2 separate regions of the Homo sapiens genome follow, and region 1 is linked to region 2. The links are chromatin loops, found by intact Hi-C in ENCODE. Cell type or tissue: pancreas. All regions are shown on one strand. Each heading gives the region's core, and the rest is flanking DNA. Links, peaks and the distances in the headings are about the cores only.

The links. Peaks named below come from ENCODE experiments on the same cell type or tissue, not always from the same donor. Only the 100,000 strongest peaks of a DNase experiment are listed, where the experiment ranks them.
Region 1: a loop joins it to region 2, with 2.3 times the contacts of the local background. A loop is called at or near these places in 18 of 110 quality-filtered maps.

What each region holds. Positions count from the first base shown.
Region 1 is chr17:64,158,499-64,168,221 of GRCh38, forward strand. TEX2 (testis expressed 2) reads right to left here. Exons shown (of 12, transcript NM_001288732.2): 8 at 2,303-2,435. Among named protein-coding and RNA genes, the nearest start is that of SNORA50C, 17 kb to the left of the region's middle. In pancreas, for the core only: no CTCF peak of the experiment used is centred there; no DNase peak of the experiment used is centred there; H3K27ac peaks cover 2,946 bases.
Region 2 is chr17:64,209,366-64,221,973 of GRCh38, forward strand. TEX2 (testis expressed 2) reads right to left here. Exons shown (of 12, transcript NM_001288732.2): 2 at 3,209-4,877. The coding sequence starts at 4,852. Among named protein-coding and RNA genes, the nearest start is that of TEX2, 48 kb to the right of the region's middle. RefSeq lists enhancers at 6,844-7,676, 7,275-7,474, 7,677-8,508. In pancreas, for the core only: no CTCF peak of the experiment used is centred there; a DNase peak (open chromatin) is centred at 7,416; H3K27ac peaks cover 1,793 bases.

The DNA.
Region 1 (9,723 bases), core at 4,396-9,395, 51 kb before region 2:
AATATTAAGGAAGATGTCAGTTCCAAAGGTCACACGCTTCAAACAGCTAATAAGTATGCTGACCCCTGTCCCTCCTCTGCTACTAAGCCGCGTGGTGATTCCGTAAACCTCATGACTGAGGAAGTGAAGTGGATTCTGGAATCACTTCTGGGATTAGGTTCTTAACCACGGATGGGCTTTCAGAGATTCACAATGCTCCTAGAAACTGTGAGCCAAATGGTGCATGTGGAAGCATTTGCAGAAAGAAGGACCCAGTGCTCTCAGGTTCCCGAAAGGGTCCTTTCTGAAAAAAGGGGTAAGGGTCCATTTTTCTGGGCCTTTTTCTCCCAAATGAAGTGCTGCTGGATTGTATTCCTCCTTACTTTTAAAAACAAATGATAGCCAACTACACATCAACATATAATTTAACACCCTCACAGGAAGAAGCAAAACATTTTATAACAGACTGTTCTAGAAAAAAATAGTACTTTAGAAATATAAGTGAAATATAATACCATCACATTCCTAAAGCAGAGGATCTTTTTTTCACTCAGTCTAGAGAAGCACAGCTTTCCAGAAACACGTCCACCCTCTGATCGGCCAGAGTTTATGAACTTGAAACTGGGCTACGAGGGCTGCATGAATAGCAGTGAATGTGGACGCATACGTGGCAAGCACCTCAGGGACCGGCCTGGTTGCCACCCCCGGTGCCCAAGACCCCCTTTGCAATGGAGTCCCTGTGCCCCTGTGCCCACATGGTGCTGTTTCTAGAAAGGGCTCCTTGCACAAACGCATCTGCCTGAGGTTGCTCTGCCACACTCCCTTTTTATTAGATCTCATTTTCAAGACTGCTTCTGCTTCAGGTGCTTCATTTTCTAGGCAGCTGGTTCTGCAACTCTGTCGTCATGAGCTAGATTTAATGTGCTCAGCTATGCGTGGGGGTGGGGTGGGGACAGCAGGACAAGGAATTGAGTCTGACTAGATCAGGACTCCAGCAATTCAAATTGGGGAAGTCTATAAGACTTTCCCTGTCAGGAAAGCCTCTTAACTACTCCTGGTGTCGGTTCTCTCAGGCTTTTATGTCCAAGAACGTGATGCCTTTATGTCCAAGAACGTGATGAAAAGACAGGTTTCCTCATGGTTTCACATGGGACCGAACAAGACTCAGAAGTTACAGGGTATGAAATGCTATGTGGAGAGTTGATAAATACCACACTCACCAGAAAATATAAATCCACAGATTGCCGAATCCAAACATATTTTAACAAATAGAAAAATGAAAGGAAAATAGCACAGACACCGGTTAGATTGCATATAGCTGGTAAAATTCTCCAATTATTAAAATAGAAACATTTCATTAAGTAACTTGAATAAATCAGAATAATCTAAGTAAAAGAATATTCTCCAATGCATAACCCAGCTCCCCCAATCTGCTACTACCACAAGCATGAATAAAAGCATTAGGTCAGTACCAGAACCAAGCAAAAGTCTAAGAGCCAGTATCTTATATTTAGACCCCATGGAGGTAGCTCCTTGTGACATTTTCATGTCATCATACTGTTGATTCCATGCAAAGGGCTAAAGATGTGAGAAGTAGCCTCTAGTCAACATTTTTAATTTGGTAAAAACAATAATATAATTTAAATTTATAGTCAAAGCAGTAATTTTAAGGAGAATAGGATGTAAAAGTTCCAGTTTATCTATTCTAGGCATTTAAGAGGGAAAAAAATTAAGCTTCATGAGTTACCTCACAATTTTGGAATATTTACTAAATCAGACAAACCCTAGGCAGCAGATACACTATCTACAAAGAGAGGGATTTACTACGCAAGTCAATATTGTATTATTTAGGGAAAATGCTTCTCAAAACACTTTTAGGAGCACCCTCTGTGCTACAAAATCAATCATCTAATTATAAATAATTCTGACTTTGTGATTAAAGCAGGTAGATTCAGCCTGCTCCACATATTGCTGTTTATGACCGGAAGGATCTTCATGATTCTATTCGAGGATCATTTTATTGCTCGGATGAGTCTGCCCTGCTTGTCTGAGTCAGTGATGTTTTCTGGGTAATCAATTCCATGTGTACCACCACCAGCACTGAGGTCAAAGGCGCTGTCACAGCTGAGCTGGGTTGGGAACTCACAGGCCACTGGGGATGAGACTAGGAAACCATTCCCTGAAATGCTCTGGTCCAGGAGCACTTACACAGAAGCTCACTCAACATCCAGGGGCCACTACACATCAAATCTGCTTCTCAAAGGCTGGAGGGAGAAGCTGGTGCCCCAGGATTGGATTAGTAAATTCATATATAGCCCCTTACCCTTCTTTGCCAATTTCTCCAACCTTCAGGGCTTCAACAAGAGGCTCTTTACCTAGTTTGGTCAAATTCATTTTGGTCTCGAGAGTCATCAGAAAGGACCCATTGTAGGACATTTCCAAATCAATCCAGAGTCCTGGAGAAATGGTGAAAAAACAGAAGGTTTTTTTCCCTCAAAAAAACACATGACTATAAATGACTTACATTTAAAAATATCTAAATAGGCACCATACTGAAAGTCCATGTATCGTCTACTACTCTAGTTGAGAAGAGGACTGAGAGCACATTGTGCCATCGACACACACGAGAACAGGTCATGGAATACATCGAGCCCCTGGTAAACAGCCAGCATCTGAGGACCCATTCACAGGATCCTGGGGAATTCAGTGCACAAGTCAGCATTGGAAGGGTCCCATCCTCTGGCTTCTAAAATCTCCTTGTATTTAGTAAGAAGACATATGCCTAGCGGAAGAAAATGGCTTGACCCAGGGCAAAGCCAGGACAAGGCATGCTGATGCCCAGCCAGTTACGAGGCACAAGGGAAGTGCTAAGACTTCTCTGTAAGCTGGGTTGTTCTTTAAAGACACATATGAGAACCGCTGTCTTTCTTAAAATTCTCCAGTATTGGGAGTGGGACACAGAAAATGGCTCAGATTTAACAGGAAGAGTGACAAAAACGTTTAAGACCTTCCTTTCTTTCTGGAAACTGCCCACTGATGGGAACCAAAGAATTAACTTTCAATTCCCAGGATTATCCAGATACAATTGCATAATCACTTTGTACCTTAGGCTAAAAATCAGCTCCTTAGGAAAGATACTATGCCAATGAGATCATATCTAAAAGGCTTGTAGCTTCATGGAATTTTACTGCAATGGCCGCTGTTCAGTGGTTTAAAATGCAAACAGGGTTTATCTCATGACCCTCTTCTACTTGAGGATTCTATGATTTGTCAAGTATTTTTCTGTGATTTTTCAGACTCGGGGCTCCAGAAGACCTCATGGACTTTCTATCAAAATGTGATCCTTTAAGTGGGTGTTTAAATGTTAATAAACTTTTATAGATCCTCACATGACAAATGACATCTAAAAGGAAGCAGGAAATTAATCTAAAACCATCGTTCACATACAGCATTGTTTTCAAGCAATTACAGTAAACAGCCCATCCCCTACACGGCCACCACCTCAGATAAAACCACTGCTTAACCCCACCCAGCACTAATGGTGTCATTCCTCACTAAAGGCAGGATGATTTCCATTTTGTTTTCAACAAATTCTTTTTACCATAATGGAAGGTAATTATTTTCCATGAATGACCTGGTTTAATTAAGTGATATGGAGATCAATTGTGATTATCTTCTTTGCAGCAATACTCACAAAACTGTTGTATTTCTTGTTTACATTAAGCAGTTAGAAAGAATTAATTAGCTTGCTCTTCAAAGGTACTATTACTGGAAATAAAGGGTATATCTGCTTTAATAAAGACATTTAGTTTTTAATCACTTCAGGAGAAAGGGGATTAGAGCAAAAGGCTAATATTAATAGATTTAAACTCAATGTAAAAGAACAACAATAAAGGAGATATTTATTGTTGTATAGTATTTCCAGCTTTGAAAATTAATATTCAAACTACCTAGTTACTATATACATCCAAACATAATCGTTTCTTTTGAAAATTCTAGTCAAGTTTCTAATAAATATTAATAGTATGCGTTGCCTTTGAAAATGGACATATTAAAGGCACCAGAATTATACTTCTTACAAAATGGAAAGTTTTGCTAGTCTGTTTTTTAAATGAAGATATATGGATTTAGGCTTAGTAAACTGCTGGCTCATGCCCAGTCACGGGGACATTCTACCAAATGATGTGTGGTCCAGCGTCCCTGCCAGGAGCTGGGAGGTGGAGGAAGGCCCAGGGAAGAGCAAGGAGCCCAGTCACATAGATTGGGGCTTGTGTTTCACTGGAAGTTTCTTCACTTCTGTGCCATCAGTACCTTTGTCTGCACCAAGGAGACCTATACTGCCTCTTTCAGGGAGAGCTGTGTACACCCTGGCACCTGGCACAGTCTGACCAGGCAGCCTCCCTTTTTCTGCATTCACCAGCCCACCCTTACTTCTTGCTCTGTCTCCCTTGCTGCTGTTGCCAGGGAAGAGGCTGTACTGGTCAGCCATGGAGCCTGATATCTGAGGATGAGGCTTGGGCATCTGACTGAGCCTCTGCCTGGGTGAGGGGTCTGTTTTAAACACTGAATATACCTCATGAGACCCACTCACAGGGCCCTGCTCAGCCCTGGCACTCATAAAAATATGAAAGAGTCAAGAATGCTTTAAGAACTTTTTTCTTCCCTGAGATGGGGTCTCACTCTCACCCAGGCTGGAGTGCCACCTGGTACGATCTTGGCTGACTGCAACCTCCGCCTCCCAGGCTCAAGTGATCCTCCCACCACAGCCTCCTGAGTAGCTGGGACCACAGGGGTCCGCCACCATGCCCGGCTAACATATATATATATTTTATTTTTGGTAGAGATGGGGTTTTGCCATATTGCCCAGGGTGATTTCAAACTCCTGAGCTCAAGTGATCCACCTGCCTTGGCCTCCCAAAGTGCTGGGATTACTTTGGGAGGTGTGAGCCACTGCACCTGGCCTGGAATGGTTTAAGAACTTTTAAAAGCAGACATGAATGGTAAATAAATATTCCAACAAATGACTCTAATATGATGTGCTTGCATTCAGATGAGGGTAAGAAGACTATTTTAGCATTAAGTGTAGGAGAAATTTGCTTTTGTAACAATGATTCAGCAGGCAGAACGTGACCTGAAAACCTGGGGACACGGGCAACTCCCAAAACTTGGAGCAAAGACCAACCGGTTACGTGACAGGTGAGTCAGGAGGCCCCTGCCTTGCAAGACTGAAAGATGAAATTCACAGTTACTAGAAAGGTTGTCTTCCCCTTGGGGACTAACATAGCAACAATGAGCACACGGGGACATACACTGCCCCATGAGCACCATCTTCCACTGTAACCCAGCTAAATGCTACTTAATCTAGAGGAATGCGGTTACAGGGCCCTTTCTTTTGTAGTCTTGACAAATGGTTAAGACTTAGCTGTAGGCATTTCACTGAAAATACTTTCTATAACCATGTGCCCTGGCTGGTGCTCAAGAACAAAACCAGAAATTGAGGAGTGGGATAATCTTTGATGCCTTTAAATAGGAGTAAGCAGGCAGTCCTGAGAGGTTCTCTGGGAAAGGGGGCTGGAGGCACGCATACGAAGGGTCTATTCCACATCATGTTGAGAGGTTGTCCAGTGGTAACCAGTGGCACCCGATTATTAACGAGCCCCTATAAAACTGGCACTTCAGGCTGGGCACAGTGTCTCACGCCTGTAATCCCAGCACTTTGGGAGGCTGAGGCAGGCGGATCACTTGAGGCCAGGAGTTCAAGACCAGCCTGGCCATCATGGTGAAACCTCGTCTCTACTAAAAATACACAAATTAGCTAGGCATGGTGGTGCGCACCTGTAGTCCCAGCTGCTAGGTACGCTGAGGCACGAGAATGGCTTGAGCCTGGGGGGCAGAGGTTGCAGTGAGCCGCGATCGCCCTACTGCACTCTAGCCTCTGTCTCAAAAGAAGAAGAAGAAAAAAAAAAAAAACCCTGGCACTTCATGCAGCAACACGAGTGACAATGTAGTAAGACTTAGTCTGTGTACAAGGACCTGGAAGGAGCTCAGATGCTGTTTTTCCACTCTTCAGTTTCACAGCGGCAGGATCAATTACCACTACCACCACTACACAGAGACACTGTGGCAAAAATTACAGCTTATTCCACCAAAAAGCGTGTATGCGTTCTTAATGTACAATATCAGAGCCAAAAGCACTGAGATGAACCCCTGCCCTCAGGAAGTGTATGTTTGAAGAAAAATAAAAGTGGCCTAGGCCAGCTGCTGCAGCTCAGACCATGATGCCAGTTGGTATCATAAAATGCCTTGGCGTATGTCCCCACAGATAAGGGGTGGCCACAACCACAAGAGGCTCTTCTGCCTTCGGCCTGGTTTTCCAGTTAACAGACCCCATGGCCTCAGTCCTCCCGTGGCCATGTGAATCTAATAATCTCACACAGCAGTTCACTGTTTTATTACTATTTAGGCATCTGTCTCACTGGAGTAGGCTTGAGAGGGCACCTGCTGCTTGGGAGTAGTTAAGGGAACCAAAACCCTGCACACCTGAACTTGGTCCTCACGTTATTTTCTCCTCCATTTCCTTCTACCTGTAACTATTAACAGCTGATTTCACTCTGAAAGTCAATATTTGGCATCCAAAGAACAAAACTTCTTAAAATGGAACATTTGATAACATTATCAAGAACAGATGTTGGAGTTATTCAGCTCTGGGAAGAACACACCAGTGACTGTTGTGCTCCTGGCAAAGAGACTGGTGCCATATTGCTCATTCAGATACTACAGAAAATTAGCAATTCCTTGTGTGTGGATGTGTCTTTGATGATAGACATCATTTTTAGCCTTATCTACCTGTAACTGTCCTCTGAAATAGAGCTCCACCCCTTCAAGGTTGACAAGCTGCAAATCAGGGTCCCCTGTCCCCCACCCGACCCATGTTCCACAAGAGGTATGATTTCCCCTTCCCACACTAAGCCCTTTCCACACTAAGTGTTTTTCTTCCCGTAGCACAGTCTGGTCAGAGCCACTCCTATCAGCCCCACGTGCTAGAGTATGGCCCTGCCTTGGTGCTCAGGCCCAGGCAGCCCCAGTGGCTGTAGCTGCCCTCTGATGTCACTCTTGAAGCACGTGTGGCAGGAGGAGTGGGCAAGTCATGACTGACTCTGGCTCCAGTTTTCTGTCATTACTCAGGTGGCAAAGTAGCATCACTCCCAACACTGGATGTGAAGGCACCAGGCACACAGGTAGTGGATCCTGGTAGGATCCAGTCTGGAACACTGGATGTGAAGGCACCAGGCACGTGGGTTAAGGTCTGGAATATCAGTCCAGATGACTAAGGGCAGCTCTGGAGACAGACAAGGTTTCTATTTCTGTGGGACATGGTAATATTTCCATAGAATCTGAGACATTCAGTCTAAATTTGGGCTGTTATTTGGTATCTTGAAAACAAGGCAAAACCCAGTCGGGTCCTCTGTCTGTGTGGACACTCAGTGGCTATTTGCAGTTTTAAATTCATGTTGCAAACATCCCGAAGACTAAATGAATTCATCTAAGCCTGAGGGGTTGTGGTCTGCATCCTTGGATCATTCTGACGCTGCTGACACACCTGTGGGCACCTGTTCTGAAACCGCTGGACTCAGGCACAGAAGATAAAAACCTGCTGACAGAAGCGGCCCCCACCCAGCCTCTTCAGGATGATTTTATTAATACTAACACAGTGGCCGGAGAGCAGCAGCTAACACTGATGCTTACTACGTGCCACGTGCTCCGAGTGCTTTACACGTAACACTGCATCTCTACCACACCCAAACGAGGCGGGCAGGACTGCCATCAGCACTTGAAGGATGAGGAAACTGAGGTATAGAGTGGTTAGTGGCTTCCCCACAGTTGTACCGCTGAATGGTGTACGAGCAGGACCCAAACACAGGTGACCTGGCTGTAGAGCCAGTGCTCATGGGCAGCCTCTGATGGGGCCTAGACTCCATGAAACAGGTTGGAAGTGTGAGGCTGCTGCTGACCCGGGCAAGTCACCCCTCTCTGGGCTTTGGCTCATACACACATGGCAGGGTGGATTGAGGCAATCTGACTGCCCTTTCAAGTCTTCCCAGTTCTTCAAGGGTTTTGAAAAAGAGCTATGTTTTCTAAATTTTTAGCCATAAGAAAAAAGATTTGGAGAGCATATACCAAAAATGTACTAAAAAGGTAACCCTGGTTATCTCTGAATGGTGGGATGATGGGTAATATTTTCCTTTTTACCTTTCCTGAATATTTCTGTTTTTCCCACAATGAGTATTTGTTGAATGAATGAACAAACATTACCCTAATGGAGTTAATAAAATGACTGGAAAGAGTTTGGCTGAGTGGCAGGCCCTGGAGGTGGCAGCCCAGGGTAGGGATGAGGGCTGGGTAGAGGAGGCCAGTCTGGTGGGGGAAGGGTAACATACACAGGTTTCTGGACCTTGCTGTGTGGCCTAAAGGAAAGAAAGGAAATCCATATATATCCCACAGGTAGAGCAGCTAGTTCCAGGGTGTGTGTGGAGTGAGGAGGCGTCAGAGCTGAGGCAGGAGGAGCACAGCCAGTTTCTAAGGGACACAGCTTGCCTATCGTCCAGCCATCTGCCTTTGGTGGGAAGTGAGGCTGCTCTGGAAAAGGTGGTCATTTAACCTCATTCAATTCACTTGAGACAGGTTGTGTGTGTTGGAACAGGGACAAGCCAACATGGCCATTGTGTGCGATTTCATTCAGAAGAACCACAGACTTGACTTCTTACAGCAGCAAGGCCATGAAAGCTGAGAATGCCATTTTGTTTTGTTTTGTTTTGTTTTTGTTTATCCTAGTAGGATCTGCCAGCTTTGATCTGTAGGATGGTCAACTGGACACTATGGCCGCCTCCATGCTAAATGCCCTAACAGCAGCATCCAGGCAGCCATGATAATAACAATCCTTAGTTGACATGCATAGAGCTCCTCCTTGCTCCAGATGCTGTTCTAGTGCCTTTTTTGTATTGACTCATTTAATCCTCACGACAAGCTTATGAAGTAGGTGCTGTAAGAATCCCTGTTTGAGCTGGGCGCAGTGGCTCATGCATGTAATCCCAGCACTTTGAGAGGCTGAGGTGGGTGGATCACCTGAGGTCAGGAGTTCAAGACCAGACTGGCCAACAGGGAGAAACCCCCTCTCTACTAAAAATATAAAAATTAGCCAGTCATGGTGGCAGGTGCCTGTAATCCCAGCTACTTGGGAGGCTGAGACAGGAGAATCACTTGAACCCAGGAGGTGGAGGTTGCAGTGAGTTGAGATCATGCCACTGCACTCCAGGCTGGACGACAAGAGTGAAACTCCATCTCAAAAAAAAAAGAATCCCTATTTGAGAGATGAGGAAGTGAAGTGGTTCAGGGGTTTGCCTGAGGCCACGAAGCTGTGGACCAGGTAGTCGGGTCCAGAGCTGGTGCTCAAAACCAGTGCTGCCTCTTGCCTCAAGAAGAGCATCCCTAGGATGGGATAATCCAACCAGTTGTGGCCAAAATATCCCTTCTGAACATATTCCTCCAACAAACAAGCACAAGCCAGGAAATATTTTTAAAAAGAATGTGAGGGGATCCCATAGGAGGTGGCGCTCCTTAGAGCTGTGAAGGCCTCCTTCACCTGGGTCGCATTTCCCTGGAAGGTGAGCTCTGCTTTTCAGAGTCAGTTTGCTTGTCACCCAGATTCAAATTTCACTAAAAGGAAAGATTCCCCCGTAGAGCACT
Region 2 (12,608 bases), core at 4,701-9,700:
AGTTTCTAAAAACAACACCGCATACCCAACAAAAGACTTCAGGCTAAAATATACTTTTCCTCTTTAGTAATGAAACCATTCTAAACAAGTTAAGGCTAAGAATGAAAAAAGAATTACCAAAGTGATCAGAGTTGTCCAAACAGCAATAAGGAAGAATAAATGCTTAGTCTATGACAGTTTGCTTGGATTAGGGGTGTCAGTCTATGAGAGCATTAAAGTACTTGTTCTCTACAAGGAAAATTCAAATACGTTTATCCTAGCCACTGTGGGCAAAACACCTTCCTTAAAAGAAAACACTGTCCTACAAGGCTCCACCACACACTAGCTGTGTGACCTTGGGCAATAACTTAACTTCTGTGGGCCTCCATCTGCATGAGCACATATACGCTAACTGAACAGGGTTGTGACGAGGATTGAATGAGATAATACACCCAACACTTAGCCCACTGCAGTGCTCAGCATCACAGTGTTGCCTTTATTCTTCCAGTGATCAGATCAAAGCAACCAGGCTGTGCTATAACATTAAAATCCCATTCCATCGGCACCCTGTGTAGTTAGTAAACTCTTGACATATCACAGTGATTGGATTGACACTAAGTAATTTACATCTGAGAAGAGGGTAGGAAAAAAACACTAAAGATTGACTGGATTAAAATTAAAATCTTCCTAAGACAAGTCAGTGCTCAAACCAGTTTAAACTGAATGCCACAGTCAGTCATTAGGTACTAGAGTTAATATAAGCGCAATTTTTCCTTGCTAAAGTTAGCACGAACTTACTTGGAGAGCACGTACTTCAGGTAGTCACTGCACCACCCTATCAGAAAAAGCTCAGCAACCACGCGTGAGTCATTTTTGCTCCACTTCATTTATTAACGCTAAGCTTAAGGGTGTCACATCCACAAGACTCAACACAGCTTCTCTTAAAGAAGAAAGTGTCATAACATATTGCCATGTGAAAGAAAGAAAAAAGGTCAGACTGCAAAATATATGATCCTATTAAATCAAAACAAAAAGAGTGGGTGAGTATGCATGTATGTGATGCATATCTTCATATATGCAGAAATTTTAAAAACCCAAAAAACTAGGATATATACCAAATCATTAACTGTAATTCCCTTCCACTAGTGTGATCAAAAAATTTTTTTTCTTTGGGTTTCCTGTGTTTTTAAAACATTAACCATGTATTTCCTTTGAACAAGGAAAAAAGTCAATGAAATTTAAAAACAAATATTATTTTGGATCCTAAAAGAATTCTCCCCAACCCCCAGCTTTTTTTTTTTTTTTTTTTTTTTTTGCAATAGGGACATCACGCTGCCATTTTTAGAGCATTCTCATTTAAATAGATGGGAGAATAATACCTTTAATTTAACTAAGAAGCCAAACAAGCTTTGAATTTGAAAAGCTAAAGATTAAAACCAATAATTAAGGTTCAAAATTGCTCCAGGGAAACGAAGTTCTCCTTTTCATACATCTCCTGTAACACAAGGAATTCTCCAGGCAGGTCTAGGCATGAACCTTCTGCAGAGAGGTGTCATGGGAAAAGCAGGAAGAGGACACACAAAGGCTCCAAAGCCTACCTCTGTTACTTATTTTATTATTATTATTATTATTTTTGAGACAGAGTCTCACTCTGTCACCCAGGCTGGAGTGCAGTGGCGCAATCTCAGCTCACTGCAGCCTCAGCCCCCAGGCCCAAGCAATTCTCCTGCTTCAGCCTCCCAAGTAGCTGAGATTACAGGTGCACGCCACCAAGCCCAGCTAATTTTTGTATTTTTAGTAGAGACAGGGTTTCACCATGTTGGCCAGGCTGGTCTTGAACTCCTGACCTCAAGTGATCTGCCTCCCTCAGCCTCCAAAAGTGCTGGAATTACAGGCGTGAGCCACCATGCCCAGCCTCTATTACTTATTAAGTAGCAAGACACCTTGGACAATGACCACCTCTCTCAGAGCCTGAATCTCCTCATGTGTAAAACTGGAAGCATCAAACTCCTGGATGGTTATGAAGCTGAATTAGATAACTTTTATAAAGCAGTGGTCTCTAAACTTTTCTGGCTTTCCACCTTATCTCTAAAAACATATACAATCAGCCCTCTATATCCATGGATTCAATCAACCTTGGATTGAAAATATGAAATTAAAAAAAATAATAACAATCCAACAGTAAAAAAGATACAAATTTAAAAATACAGCATAATAACCATTCACATTATGTTAGGTATTATAAGTAATCTAGAGATGATTTAAAAGTATACAGGAGAATGAGCATAGGTTATATATTAATACAAATACTATGCCATTTTACATAAGGGACTGAAACATTCATCGATTTTGGTATCCTTGGGGGGGGTCCTGAAACCAATGCCCCCTTGGATACTGTACATAAATGTGTGTGTGCATATAACTTACAAACTATATAAGTTCTAATTGTACTTTTATAGTGTGTATACACATAACCAGAAATTTTAATATGCAAAAAAATAATAATAAATAGAAGTTCTAGGCTGGACACAGCGGCTCACACCTGTAATCCCAGCACTTTGGAAGGCTGAAGCAGGAGGATCACTTGAGCCCAGAAGTTTGAGACCACACTAGGCAACATAGTGAGACTCCGTCTCAATCGACAGATTAGACAGCTAGATGAATGTTTCTTCCTGCTTCCCAATGAATTGTCCCAGGGACCCCTCAGGAGGCCCAAAAGCCTGACATCTGATATGCAGTGAAAGATGACATCTTTCTCCATCCCATTCCCCACCGTGCAAAGGAAAGAGGAGCACCAGCAGGGGCCAACAGCTGACATTAATTTGCCTTCTCTTCTTCCTTCCCTCCTCTTGCAATTCCGGGAGTATTTAACCCTTCTTCAAGGTCTCAAGAATAGTGAACCCTAACAGACTCAGCCATTAAAAATGCTCAGCAAGTAGCACATTCCAAGTAAGTTTAGAGACAGACCAGAACAGGAACTGATGTAAACACTATTCTCTAGAGTCACAGAGATCTTTCAGAAACTACTTTGTGAATCTGCAAAGCTTGGGTTAGAATGAGGTTTACCAGATGAGTTGACTGGGTGCCTGGAGAATGAAGTGGCCCCAAGCTCTTAAAAAACACGGCCTGTGCAAAAATCTTTAACAGCTAACCAAAAAACAAGTCAGATCTAAAATACGGCTGTATGTGAGAAGTGTGTGTACTAGCCAGCTCCCGGGGAGAGGCTTACCTTCAGTATTTCAGGTTCTTTGATATCCAGAGATCTTGTGTTCCAGTGTCGCAGATTTTTGTGTAACTTGTGATATTTATGAGCACTTGGTGGTGTAAAAAACCAAATCACGCAAACTGCAGTCATGAATCCAAGGCCAATTCCCAGAAAGAGTCCACTCACATAGTGGGGGAGGGGGAGGATGAGGTACACATAGACACACATTATAAAGAAGCCCAACGTCTTCACTGGCAATTCCGGGTGCTGCACGGCCGAGTCCACCTCGTCCTCACTGTCAAGGACCACACCATCTTCCGCGAGCACCTCTGGCTTGAGAGGAATATCTGAGAGCTTATCAACTTTACTCTCCCCCTCCGTTTCCAAATCGAAGTCCTCAGTGTACAGTTCACAAAACTCTTCATCTTCTTTGCTCACTAAGGCAGACAAAGAACATTTCTCCAGAACTAGAGAACTTGTCTTCAGGCCTAAATCCTTCAGACTGCTCCCCTGGGAACTTTTCAGTTCTATCTCTCTTGTGGGCTCACCAGTGGACTTTGGGTGGTCACTTCTGGGGATGTTGGAATCACTTCCGTAGCCATCCCCCTCAGAATCACACTCCTCCTCCTTGATGCTGTAGTTGTTATTGCTTTCCAAGTGCCCATTCAAGCTGGACAGATTGGAGAGTTCTGAAGCACTTGAAGATAAGGCTTTGGGCCTATGGCTGCCACTTTCTTCCCCTATAATTTTACTAAGGAGCTGAAAAGGCTCATAGATGACTTCTGAAAGGCGTCGTTTAGTATCTTCAATTTTAGCCTCCATTTCGGGCACTTTAAAAAAGGAACGAGTATCAGAGGGAGAAGTCAGTGGGGAAGAAGGTGCAGTTTTGGAATCTCCACCTGTGTTTCGGGGCTGTGTGAACTGCTTGAACAGGTGTAAGTTCAGTTTGGAATCAGGTGGCTTATAGGACACTGTATCCGACTCCTGCCGGGAAGTGTCCGTGGACAGAGACTTGACTAATGTCTTCATCAAGTGCCTGTGCCTTGCGGGGTGTGGGGATTCTTTTGGCTCCACCTCGGTCGACAGGGACTTCACAAGGCTCATGAAGGGTTTTGCACTGGAAAGGGTGGAGGTTGAGGCACTGGATGAGAGGATGGGAGACTTAGAAGGAGAGGACAATGGGGAGGAAGAACTGGTTTTCTGCTCAGAAAGGGATGACACACTGGGAGAGCTAGCTAAGGGCCCCGACGAAGACGACCCTGGGGACACAGCCAATGGCACTGTACTTAATACTTGTGCTGCTGGAACAGGGGACTCCAACAGCTTTACAGTGTTCTTGGAGACGGGCAAAATGGCAGGGGCCTGGGACACGGACAGTCCATCTGCCAGGACAGGCGAGGCAGCAGGGCCGGCGGGGTCATGGCCAACTTGGGGTTCAAGATAGAGGTCTTCCTTGGCTTCCAGCCCTGTTACAATGCTTTGGTCATCCAGCCCCTCCTCAAAGTACTCCCTGAACTCCTCCTCCTCTTCCTCCTCCTCCTCGCCGGATGCCGAGAAGTGAATGGCGATGGTATCTCGGGACACGGACCTCTGCACGTGCACTTTAGGGGCTGATGGTTTTGGCATGTCAGTGGTTTTCTCGGCATGGCGACCATACAGACTTGTCATTGCCGGCTTCACAAGGGCTCAGGCTCTGTGAAAACAGTGAGAAAACCAGAAGTCAGAGAGCAGTTTCTCCACAGGAGACGCTGTCATTCGCAGATAGGAGCACAGATGAAGCTGTTTAAGTGGTGATTATGCTTTTACTTGGCAGATGTCCACCGTTTTTCACTTCATTGGGTTTAATGGTTTAATTTTCACTAAATTCCAGTTAGGCATTCTCTTTTATGAGCAAACTACATAACCAATGTTATAAATGCCATACAATCTGTCTTACTTCACAACACCTGAGTAATCATTTCCTCCCTTTTAACTGGTTAATTTCTACCAACAATTTTCTATCTTAAGCCTTAAAATACCTGAACAATAGATGTTACCAGCATTGCTTGAGAAGCCCAACAGGATAAAATGTAGCATCCTGTTGAGTTTGAGGATCTTGGAACAAAAATTTCACTAGGAGTCTTGTAGCTGTAACAAGCTAACCCAGGAGGGGTATTGCGTTCACTGCAATTTTCACAGCAATCCTAACAATTATTTGGCCTGCATCTCCCAACTTCCTGCTATTGCAAGTAAGTAGCAAAGTATCCAAATGTGGAAATCTGTAAACTAATTGCCATGGTCTGTTGGCCTCCTCAAATGGTAGGTACCATAAGACCAGAGTATTTAGGCAGCCATGAAGACATGAGGCAGCCATGAGGACATGGCCACGTTCTGAGGCATCAGGATAAAGCAAACATATTTTAAACTGAATGCAAGATTCATGTGTCAGGAAAATGAAGTATCACTGCTGTAACCCACCACCAACCAAGAACTCTACCAAGGACTGTGGTGAGAGATGTGGAAGCTATGCTTTCTGCCCTTCTGGAGCTTAATAGCTGATTGCTTCTTTCTGGAGCTTAGCTGGAACGAAGTCAGAAGCCTGAAAAGCTGGGCAGCAAAACAAGATGCCACGCCCACCTTGTGACATGGTACAGTCATCTCTCTTTATTCACTCATGGCCCATTTACTGGGCACTAGCCCTACTATGTAAAAATTAAGACCACACCTGGACAGAGACCATGTAAAAAGAGCCAAGACACAGGGCACGCTTCAGAAGTTCTGAGGAGGATGACACCAGTGTGGGAGGTGGGACATCCAACGGGTCTTTGGAACTGATGGGTGAGTTGTAGTGGGATGAGCATGATTAGGCAGAGGGAAGGGACAAGGGCATAAAGATGGCAATGGGCATGGTGTGTGCAGCCACCTGGCTCTATTCTGTTTCCAGGACAGAGGGTGAGTGTGGGGAGCAGTGGGAGGCCATTGAGACAAAAGGGGCATCGTGGGGCAGTGGAAAGAGCACCCAGCTTGGGCCCAGGACATAGGGCTTCTAGTACTTGTCTTTCTACAGCTGACTCTGTGGGACTTTGAACAAGCCAGGGCCTCTCGATGTCTCAGTATCTTGGTCTGTAAAATGGAGGTAGATCCACAGTCCTTTCCAAATTTAAAACGCTACACGTTTATGTTTACAGGTGACTGTATCCAACCCAACACAATACGCTTACAAGTAATCTACCACAATCGACATTATGTGGCTTGCTTATTTCTTTAATTTGAAGAGCTCCTAATTTAAGCCTTCTGCTAAATATTCAGGTTCAAAATGCTGGCAACTGATATTACCAACAAGAGAAATCATAAAATGGGTAGGGGAATAAGGGGGTTTGGGAAACAGTGATCCTGGATCACTAGAAGGAGGAAATATTCCAAGGATGACAAGAATTACATTCAAGGGCCCAGCTGCAACATGGACTCAAGCTGAAACTACACAATTTCAGTATCAAATATTTGAGAGAAGTTACCGTAAAAACTTTCACACACAGTTCTGTCCAGGCTCATTTGTGACCCTCAGGCTTTCCTATCCTGAATCCAGGAAAAGGGAATGATCTCTATCCACCAACAAAGCAATTTAAATCCAGGAACTGGCAGCAGCCAGAAAAACACAGCCTCGGGTCCAGGACAATCCTTCCCTGTTATCTTAAGCTAAGGAATTTGTAGGCTTAGTAAGAAGAAAAATATCAGAAGCAACATATGTTTTTCATTTAACTATCACCTAGTTTTATAAGGGCAATTTAAAAAGAAAATTATAGAGGTAATTTAAAAAGAAAAGTTTGGTATTTGATAATTCTCAGTGGGCTGAAAAACTCATTTAAGTTGCTTTCATAACATAAAAGGATGATATGTAAGGCTCTGCTGTTCTGAGGCTGCTTCACCCACAGCGGTGGCTATAAATGAAGGTAACTGTGGGCACAAGTCCAAGTACAAAGTGCATGATTTTGAGGTTGAACAGAGTGAATCGGTCCTTCAGGAACCAAGGCAAGAGTGGAGAGGCCCGTCTGCAGTTGAGGATAAGAAGGCCTGGGAATCTAAGGGCAAAGTTAGGCCCAGCCTAGCGCCAAAGGGTGAAAACAGCAATGCGTTCAGAAGCCTGCGGTCTCAGCAGTCAGGCCAGGCCCCAGGGAACAAAAAGCTGGCACCTGCTCAGGAAGCAGAGTTATTTTTCGTGTGGAGGTCACCAGGACCCTGCTTGCCTAATCCTCCACACACTTGGGCCCCCTGACTGGCCAGGTAAAGCGACCTCTGATCAGACTGGGCGGACAGAGCTGAAGGTGGGCCCCAGGGAGAGCTGGGTGTCAGGTGGCCAGATGGGGGCAGGCTCTGGCTCACTGTTGTTATTGTCCTCCAGGGCTCACTCAGACAGTGGCCTCAGAGGTTCACAGTAAATGCCCCCAAACCCACACTAACCAAAGCCTGGTTCCACTTCTCTAGATTTTTACTAAAATAAGCCACACGAGGCCGGAGCATCACTACTGCTCTTTAAATACAAGAAAATGTCCAGGCTTCTGTTTGCTCATCTGCAAAATGAGGGGATTAGGCTAGATAAACAAAGGCTGCTTCCAGGCCCCAAACTGCTGGGTAATTGAGTGTGCTAGAACCAGAGACCATGGTTTGGGCTCTAGACAACCTATCAAGTGGTCACTGCCTCTGCCTCCTCCTGGGGACCACTTCAAGTTCCCTCTTCTCTCTGTCCTCCCAGTGGCTGGCTGCTAAGGCCAACTGAGCCGACCCTCCCACAGCCACAGCCATGCAGGACAGCCAAGGCCAAGAGGAAGGACCTGACTGACACCCAGGAAGACTACATGGTTTGTCCAAGGGCACAGCACTGACAACATGGGCTTCCTGACACTGAGGCCCGATGCCCGGCAGGGTGCCTTTTCAAACATGCCACACACGCTCTTTATTCCTGCTTTGTCCCAGCTTTTGTACCTGCCCTCTGTGCTCCGTCATGGACAGCTCACTTACAAGCTAAGACCTCAGTTCTCAACCAGCAGCATGTGACTGGCCGCACTGAGAAATGAAAGGTCTCATTATCCATCTGACAATCTGGTACCATATAAAATGGCTAGCCTCCTGCCCTCTACTCCTGAAACTCAATTATACCCAGGCTCAAAAAAAGAGACAAGCTTCTCTCAAGCCCTCAGGAACTGAAAGGCCAAAAAAGAAAGCTTCCTTCTCAACAGTCTCTTTTTCCCATAGTTCCAGCAGACTACAAAGCCCTTGGGTTTTAACACTGACCCCCCAAGCCTTGTGATGGGAAGGAGAGCTGTAGCTCATGTTGTCGCCAGGCTCCCATAGGTATGATTTCGTGCTGGAGAGGTGTTTAAGCAAAAGTCTGACATGATCAAAGTGGTACACAAAATTAATCACGTCCCGTCCCAGAATGGATGAGGGTGGCAGAGGCAACATGGAAAAACAGGTCTGGAGTCTGGTTGTCTGGGAAGGCAGGCTCCATTATCAGGCTCACAATTCTGCTGAACACAACTAACAATGAATACATTGAAAAAAAATTTCTGAATGGCTGGGCACGGTGGCTCACACCTGTAATCCCAGCTACTAGGGAGGCTGAGGCACAAGAATTGCTTGAATCCATGAAACAGAGGTTTCAGTGAGCTGAGACTGTGGCACTGCACCCCAGCGTGGGTGACAAAGTGAGACTCTGACTCCAGAAAAAAAAAAGTCTGAAAGGCTTTGAAGCTTCAAGAACTGAGCAAGGAATAACAGTACAGAAACTAAAGAAAACAGGAACCCCGAGGTATGAGCTCTAGAGAAGCCACCTTGCCCTCAAGCATTGGCCTAGCCTAGTCTGGCAAAGGACACTTTCACTTTTTTTTTTTTTTTTTTTTTTTTTTTTTTAAAGACAGAGTCTTGCTCTGTCACCCAGCCTGGAGTGCAGTGGCACAATCTCGGCTCATTGCAACCTCCGCCTCCCAGGTTCAAGTGATTCTCCTGCCTCGGGCTCCCCAGTAGCTGGGACTACAGACGCCCGCCACCACACCTGGCTAATTTTTGTATTTTTAGTAGAAATGGGGTTTCACCATATTGGCCAGGCTGGTCTTGAACTCCTGACCTTGTGATCCACCAATCTTGGCCTCCCAAAGTGCTGGGATTACAGGTGTGAGCCACCACACCCGGCAGCCTTTCACTTTAACAGCCTCCTGAGCAGAAGTCAACATCCAGGGCTGGCCAGCGTGGAACACCAACTGGAGACTCTTCCTCAAGGAGCCGGGACCCCAAAGGACTACAGCTACTAGGTAACAGGTGAACCAGAAGCAAACCAGGCCTCACTTAGACTGGAGGCCTAGGTTTGCCTCCTCTGAAAGAACCAGGGAATCTCAACCATGAGCTTCTTCCAAGGTGGTCTTGGACCAGAAATACCTCCAGGGACCTGGCAGAAGAAATTCTCTCCCCACGAAAGCAAAGCACTTTCACCCGAAGCCTCAAGTTATTCCGAGAAATACTTTCTCAAATACAATGAATGGTAAGCACATAACCAAAGGTAACCAAGCAGATGAGGAAACAAGACTAAGGACCAGCAGAAATAGAATATAACAGAAAAATAAGGACTTCAGATAATGGAATTATCAGGCATAGATTTGTTTTTACAAGTATGCATCAAGATGAGTTTAAAATACCTACAGGGAGTCCAGGCACAGTGGCTCACGCCTGTAATCCCAGCACTTTGGGAGGCTGAGGTGGGTGGATCCCTTGAGGTCAGGAATTCGAGACCAGCCTGGCCAACATGGCAAAACCTCATCTCTACTAAAAATACAAAAATCAGCTGGACGTGGTGGCGCATGCCTGTAATTCAAGCTACTCAGGAGGCTGAGACACAAGAATCGCTTGAAACTGAGAGAAGGAGGTTTCAGTAAGGCAAGATTGGGCCACTGCACTCCAGCCTGGGCAACAGAGTGAGACTCCATCTCATCAAATAAAATAAAATAAAATAAAATAAAATAAAATAAAATAAAATATCTAAAGGGAGAATTACAGGCAAGCAGACCAGTTTTAAGGCTATTCTGGCAGCCAAAGCATGATGTAAGAAATGCCTAAACTAGAGGAGTGGATGTGGAGCTGGCAAGAAAAGGCAGATGGAAAGAGAAGGAAAAGAATGAAGCAACAGGACCAGATGGAAGGTTGGAAAGGAAAAGAAAACATGAGGAACAGTCCAAATTGACTTAAGTCACTAAAGAGATAAGTCTAGTTCCTGTGAAGGCAGGCAGGGGAGATAAGGGACGTGGTACACAGGTAATGCTCCTCCCCTACCCCACTCAGAGACGTCCACATCCTAGTCCCTAAAACCTGTGAATCTGTTACTTCCCATGGCAACAGAGATTTTGCAGATATGATTGAGATGGAAAGATTATCCTGGATTGCCTGGGTGGGCCCAATGTAATCACAAGTGCCCTTAAAAGATATGAGGAAGGCAGAAACTCAGAGAAGGCGATGTGAAACAGAAGCAGACATCAGAGTAATGAGAGCAAGGAGCATGACCCAAGGAATGCAGGTGGCCTATGGAGGGGAAGAAAATATCTGCAAATCATTTATCTGATAAGGGGTTAATATCCAGAAAATGTAAAGAACTCTAATAACAAACAACTTGACACCTTATACAAAAATTAACTCAAGATGGATTAAAGACTTAAACGGAAAACCCAAAAACTATAAAAACCCTAGAAGAAAATCTAGGCAATACCATTCATGACATAGGCACAGACAAAGATTTCATGATGAAAACGTCAAAAGCAATTGCAACAAAAGCAAAAACTGACAAATGGAATCTCATTAAACTAAAGAGCTTCTGTGCAGCAAAATAAACTATCATCAGAGTGAACAGGCAACCTACAGAATGGGAGAAAATTTTTGTAATCTATCCATCTGACAAAGGTCTAATATCCAGAATCTACAAGGAACCTAAACAAACGTACAAGAAAAAAACAACCCCATTAAAAAGTGGGCAAAGGACATGAACAGACATTTCTCAAAAGAAGACATTTATGCAGCAAAAAAAATATGAAAAAAAGCTAAATATCACTGATCATTAGAGAAATGCAAATCAAAACCACAATGAGATACCATCTCACACCAGTCAGATGACAATTATTAAAAAGTCAAGAGAAAACAGATGCTGGTGAGACTGTGGAGAAATAGGAATGCTTTTACACTGTTGGTGGGAATATAAATTAGTTCAACCATTGTGGAAGACAGTGTGGCAATTCCTCAAAGACCTAGAACCAGAAATACCAGTTGACCCAGCAATGCCATTACTGGGTATATACCCAAAGGAATATAAATCATTCTCTTATAAAGATACATGCACACATACGTTCACTGCACCACTATTCACAATAGTAAAGACACAGAATCAACCCAAATGCCCATCAATGATAGACTGGACTAAAAAAATGTGGTATATATACACCATGGAATACTATGCAGCCATAAAAAGAAATGAGATCATGTCCTTTCCAGGGACATGGATGGAGCTAGAAGCCATTATCCTCAGCAAACTAACACAGTAACAGAAAACCAAACACTGCATGTTCTTACTTATAAGTGGGACCTGAACAATGAGAACACTTGGACACAGAGAAGGGAATAACACACACTGGGGCCTGTCAGGGGGCAGGGGGCAGGAAGAGGGAGAGCATCAGGATAAATAGCTAATGCATGTGGGGGTTAACACCTAGGTTGACAGGTGCAGCAAACAAGCATGGCACACATTTACCTATGTTAACAAACCTGCAAGTCCTGCACATGTATCCTGGAACTTAAAATTAAATTACATTTTTAAAAAAATGGGCAAAGGACTTGAAAGGACAGTTCTCCAAAAAGATATACAAATGGGCAACAAGCACATGGAAAGATGCTCAACATCACTAGTTATTAGGAAAATGCAATTAAAACCGCAATGAGATATCACCCCACATCCATTAGGATGACTACAATTAAAAAAGAAGAAAAGAAGTGTTGGCAAGGTTGTACAGAGATTAGAGTTTTTGTGCACTATTGGCAAGACTGTAAAATGGCGCAACTGGTATGGAAGTTTCTCAAAAGTTAAAAATAGAACTACCATATAATCCTCCAATCCCACTTCTGGGTATATATCCAAAAGAATTGAAAGCAGGGTCTCAAAAAGATATTTGCACACCCATGTTCACAGTGGCATTTCAGACAATGGCCAAGAGGTGGAAGCAACCCAAGTGTCCACTGACAGATGAATGGACAAACACAAGGGAATATTATTCAGCCTTAAAAGGAAGGAAATCCTGTCACATGCTACTACATGGATGAACCTTGAGGACATTATGCTAACGAAATAAGCTGACTAGTCACATAAAGACAAATACTGTATGATTCCACTTACAAGAGGTATCTAAAGTAGTCAAATTCA